Linked DNA regions of Homo sapiens: region 2 is linked to region 1. Evidence: chromatin contacts called from ENCODE Hi-C or POLR2A ChIA-PET data. All regions are on one chromosome and are shown on one strand. Each heading gives the region's core, a stretch centred on a gene start or an enhancer-like site at or near the end of the contact. The rest is flanking DNA. Distances are from core to core; before and after follow the strand shown. Region 1 has its middle 32 kb from the start of LINC01117. Region 2 overlaps LOC101929963 (a long non-coding RNA gene).

What was found. A loop is a pair of places that touch in the nucleus more often than their neighbours do. ChIA-PET counts read pairs that join two places held with the same protein, here RNA polymerase II (POLR2A). Pooled maps may share reads with other maps.
Region 2: a map of mesothelial cell of epicardium shows a loop between it and region 1 (7-fold over the local background). The contact joins two enhancer-like sites. A Hi-C loop is called at or near these places in 2 of 168 maps with a recorded cell type or tissue (mesothelial cell of epicardium and posterior vena cava) and 1 of 50 pooled maps. POLR2A ChIA-PET finds 5 or more read pairs at or near these places in 2 of 52 experiments (AG04449 and OCI-LY7).

What each region holds. Positions count from the first base shown.
Region 1 is chr2:176,668,398-176,671,097 of GRCh38, reverse strand. No RefSeq gene overlaps it. Among named protein-coding and RNA genes, the nearest start is that of LINC01117, 32 kb to the right of the region's middle. Within about 2 kb of position 1,399, at least 2 of the 41 ENCODE cell types and tissues checked have a DNase peak (open chromatin) inside an H3K27ac peak, as active enhancers do.
Region 2 is chr2:176,752,625-176,755,324 of GRCh38, reverse strand. LOC101929963 (a long non-coding RNA gene) reads left to right here. Exons shown (of 4, transcript XR_923598.3): 4 at 1,743-1,925. Among named protein-coding and RNA genes, the nearest start is that of LINC01117, 120 kb to the right of the region's middle. Within about 2 kb of position 1,449, at least 5 of the 41 ENCODE cell types and tissues checked have a DNase peak (open chromatin) inside an H3K27ac peak, as active enhancers do.

The DNA of each region.
Region 1 (2,700 bases), core at 150-2,649:
GTAGCTATTTGGTGTTTTCTTAATTTTGTCATTGCAGAAAGCAAATGAAAATAATTTATGCCCCTAAGGAGATTTTTCTTCTTTCCTCCTTTCCTTTTTATTTATTGTTGCTGTTGTTAGTGGTTGAGATATTTTGAGAGAAAGTGGGGGAGGGCTGAACAATCATCTTGGTGAGCTGAGTAGATCAAAGGAATAGATTCCATGGGCTGGGCACATTCTAAATGTTCTTTGGGTTTTGATGTGCCAAAATCACACTAGAACCTGTAATTTAAATTTCATTGTCAGAACTTTATCTAGTTAACTTCTACCTTACCTTATCAGAAACAAGGTTTCTTTGAATAGTACAGAGAAAAAAAGAGGTAGAGAGAGAAATCTCCAATAAACCTTTATTTAGGATCTATAGATAAATACTCATTTCACAACTTCTGCTTGTGTTCTACACAAGCCCTCATGGCACAAAGAGAGACTTTTAAAAATTTTTAAATAAGATTCTTGAAAAGGAGTTTCAAGCTCCTTGAGAATAGTGAGTTTATTTTGTTTTATCTCTTCAGTACATAGCCTGGGTCTGGCAGTTTGTTAAATAAGCAAGTGAATGAATGAATTATGATAATACCAGCAGCATCTACCAAAACTACTGAACAAAGTTCCAGCCAGTACTAAGTGACATTCAACCAGAATTCTTTAAAAAGCATCAGCCACAAAGAAAGTTAGCCGGAGCTAGGAACAAAGCTATGCTATGGCCATACAGAGGGAATTTCGTAATGTTGCTCATCCTAGAGAAGTGATTTCCCAAAGGCAGGTCTGTGCAAACATTTTCACAGGTCCAGAGCAAAATGAGGAAATTTTCTTAAGAAAGATTTTATTTTTAGATTATAGTCTTCTCATATTATAGTATAAAAATTTCCCTTCTTGTATGAAACAAAGGAAAAAAGAGACTGGTTGTGTTCACTGTCTTTACAGGAGTGAGGTGGGAGGTAGTTAGCAATTCTGTTAGTCCTCAAACTATTTTTGGAAACTGCCAGGTTATGAAAAGCCAAGGTAAGATAATCAACGGACCACAGAACTTAGCCTCTCAGCCTGCTCTCCTGAAAGTAAATGGGACCTACAACTACAAGTCACAGTGACCTCCTATCACTCTCATGACTGCCTGCAACAAGGTAGTGAAAACATAGAACATGTCCTCCTGATGTCTCCAACTTTCTGGGTGTGATACTGATCACAGGTGAGGTTTTCACAGTCTGTTTCTAATTCATTCCTATGCTGACACAGGCTGCACTTTTAACCAAGTTTTTGCTGCTGAATGCTTCATTGAATTCTCCTTTCCTGGAGAGACTTTAGAATCACTTGATCCCCAGATTCAAACAGCATTCCAAGGCACTGGGGTTAGGGGAAGCAAAACCAAGGGCACGTTTCAAATGACAGGAAAGGCCCCTGCTGACCTCCCTGTACATGGTCCTGTTTGTCATGATGAGACGCTAATTTCAAACCAGGAAGTCTATTTAGTGAAGGAATGGAAACTCCCCACACGACACCAGGACTGTTTAAGATCACACACTCTACTCCGATCACACATTCACAGTGCACTAAAGTGGTTGAAGAAAATCACTCTGATTCTGGGCACTCCAGCTGTCTGAGAGTTCAAAAGCTTAGACCATCATGTGCTTGTTGCTATTATTCATGCTGAGAAAATCTTTTCATCTTTTTTTAAAAGTTGGTCAGAGAAACTGGGTGGTGCTTTTCCTTAAAATAACTTGAACAAAAATTAGAAATGAGATAACATGGTGACAAATGAAAACTCTACATTGTATTCATTCACTGAAAACTTTCCCAGCAATATAGGAAAAACCAGCCAAGCCTGGAAGGCAGCCTCCCTATCTGGGGAAATACTGTGAAGCTGGACAAATGATGAAACTGAGCTTTGAACAAATATACCCCTAATCCAACATAAGACATGGCTGAACAGCAAACTCAATGAGATCTTTGGTTTAGCAGAGAAATTATGTAATGTCAGAGAGCCCCAGACTTGCTTAGCTACATGTCTGAGAATGCTTAAAATGGTCCTTCCACAGCAACTAATACAGATGTACAATTCACTGACCTAGTTTTCCCAAATTGGATCAGTAGCAAATGATGATGATTTATGTCCCAAACCTTCCACCATGAGCAATCCAAAAAACATAGAATTCAAAGGGAAAAAAAATCACATGTTCAAGGGAATACAGAATACCCGGATATTGTAAATTAGGTTCCAGGGCCACTGGCTAGTAGCAGAATATATCTGCAGCATTATAAGCTGCTGCTAATCTATGAATATACAAAGAAAGAACACTGGTCTGGCACCTCAGACATTTATAAGGAACCATTCATTCATTCAAATGAACAAACCTAAGGAGAGAAGAGTCTACCTGTGAAGTTAGACCCTAATGTAGGGCATACACATTGGTATTAATATCAGATGGCATCCTAAAAAGAGGGTTCTTGTCGACTAACCAGCAATGTGTCTTAGGCAATTGATTTTGCTCTCTGGCCCTTACTCAGTTTTGTGATCTGTAAAACAGGGATTAGATTAGAGTATATCTAATGTCCCAAACATCTCTGATACTTTCTAATTCAAGTTGTTGATCAAATACCAAGAGAAGATTGTTAAGGACTAACATGATTTTCAAGATAAATTTAGATCAATCTCCTCAGTGCATACTG
Region 2 (2,700 bases), core at 200-2,699, 84 kb before region 1:
CAGAAGCTCAGACTCTCCCCAGAGGCTACCTTATGTGTGGGGGCAATTTAGGCCCTTCTTCCCTCTCTCCCTGTCATGATCTTCTTCACTAACCAATTGAGGAACCTATAATTAATATCATTTTTCACTGTTTGGCTTAATGCTTTTAAGCCCTGTTAAAATGCAAACAAGATATCTGGAAAAGTTGATAAGGAGATATGTGAACATTCATTGACATCTCGGCATGCAGCAGGTTCTCAACTTAGTCAAAATTACGGCACTGAGTAGGATGAACTGGAACATCAGGGCAGGCAGCACAAATGATGGGAAAATGAAGTGTTGCTGAGAGAACATCCTGATGGCCAGGATCACTATGTACGAAATGCAGGGGTATACAGAGAGGATTGGGAATGATTCTCAATGGTGACTAACATTTGTAGAATTCACCTGTGAGGGCAGGCAGTACTATCATTATCCCCACTTCCCAGATGAGAAAACTGAGGCCCAGAGATGTTAAGTAAAGTAACTTGCTCATCAAGTTTACCCAGCCAGTGTGACAATTTATACTACGGAATTGGGTGGGTCTAAAAGCTAATTTACCTTAGTTCAGAATTTAGCCTGAGGCTGTCTAGGAATAACAGATCTTGCTTTGCTTAAAGCCATGATGTTAGATTAATTGATATTGTGACCCTTGGCAAATATCAAAGTTTCGTGGAATTCTCTATAATAAAGACTCTAGACTTTAGAAAAGTCAATTCAAAACACTAAAGTTATTCCTTTATTCCTACTGTTATCCTATTCTGTTCCTTAGCTCACAAAGGAAAAAATAATCCCCTATTGACCTCCAAATTTAGCATTCATTTGATTTCATTTATACATTTAAAATAGAGAAGAATTAAAGCAACCTTATAAATTATATTTTAATAAGAATATTGATATCTGAAAAGCTAGCAACCCAGAGAAATGTTTTTCTTGCTTGACTTAGATAATATTTTCATCAACATAAGAAAAACAAATTGAGCCCCTATGAAGTATAGGGTGTGCCCTGGATTTTAGATGGTTGCCTAATTTTCCTTTTCATGTCTGTTAAAAGCCAAGTTTAATTTGGAGCTATTTCTCAAGAAGGGTGAGCAGCTGTGATTGATTTATTTGAATACTTTACAACATTTAAAAATAGTTTTTCTAATTCACCAGAGAATTATTAAATCCTTGGGGCTGTATGCTCTCTTTTGTAGTCTTAGGTTCTCTCTCATGCTTGGACAATTCTAGTGTCTTTGCCAACAATAGCTACTTTTTCTTGCACACCACTAAACTAATCATTGCAAAAGGTCATTGTTGTGACATCATTCTCCTGTCCCAAACTGTCAGTGGCTCTTCACTTCCTCCCAAGTAAACTCTGTGTCAGAGCCTCCACCATCTGGGTGCTGTTTACTATTCAATACATATTTCCCACAGCTTTCTGGGCAAGCCCACTGTGCCTGGCACTGTCTCTGATCTCCATGGTGCTGCACGTCTGGCCACCACCCTTTCCTCCCCTCCCTTAGTTATTTGGCCTCCAATGCCTTTACCATCTCTCCAGCCTCCTCCCACGCACTCCCCACATCTTTGAAATCTTTTTCTTTTCTTTTTTAATTCCAGCTCTTTTCCTCTCTAAAACTCAAGATTTGACATTTATTCTAGAATCATAAAAGGCTAGAACTCACGGGGACAGGAGTGGAGCTATCTGTCATTTTTAAATATAGCTTCTCTCAATCTTTATTTAGTGGACTTGCTCTGGATTAGGGATGAGAAGACCTGACTCTACTGTTTTCTTGATAAGTGACCTTGAACCAGACACATGTGCTCAAGTTCCATATCTGTAAAATGAAGATACCTGGCCTTCCTACTTCACAAGGTTCTTTTGAAGATCAAATGTAATACTGCATAATAAAGTGACTCATAAATTCTTTTTTTTTTTTTTTTTGAGATGAATTCTCACTCTGTTGCCCAGGCTGTCATGACCTGGTGCAATTTCAACTCACTGCAACCTCCGCCTCCAGGGTTCAAGAGATTCTCCTACCTCAGCCCCACCGAGTAGCTGGGATTACAGGCATGCACCACCACTCCCGGCTTTTTTATTTTATTTTTATTTTTTGTATTTTTTGTATTTTTAGTAGAGATGGGGTTTTGCCATTTTGGTGAGGTTGGTCCTGAACTCCTGACCTCAAGTGACCTGCCCGTCTTGCCTCCCAAAGTGCTGGGATTACAGGAGTGAGCCTCTGCACCTGGCCTGACCCATAAATTCTAAAGTACTAAGTGATGTCCTCATATATAGCACAGTCCCTCCAGCCCCTGCAATTCAAAGATACATCTCACTGTACTTAGGAGAGTTAGAGTAGAGGCATGACCTAACTTGTTAGCTGTTTATCTCCTATAGAAAGTGGTCAACAGATCTTTGTTGGTAAAATGAATGAATATTCATTTCTTATCTTTCAATGAGAATGTGATAACTTTGGTTATTGATGTATACTTCCGTGCAAATTTGCTCATGCAATTTCAACCACATCCCCCAGAACAACTTTCTACCATGCTAATTGCTCCGAACATTTAAATACCAGCATAGGAATGGAAGCTACTGACTGTTAACATTTCTCACATTTAGTTGCTGAATGCCTCTCACATTTACTTACTGAATGTGTGCTTTAGACCATCTTAAAAATATAATAGTATGTCTGATAAAGA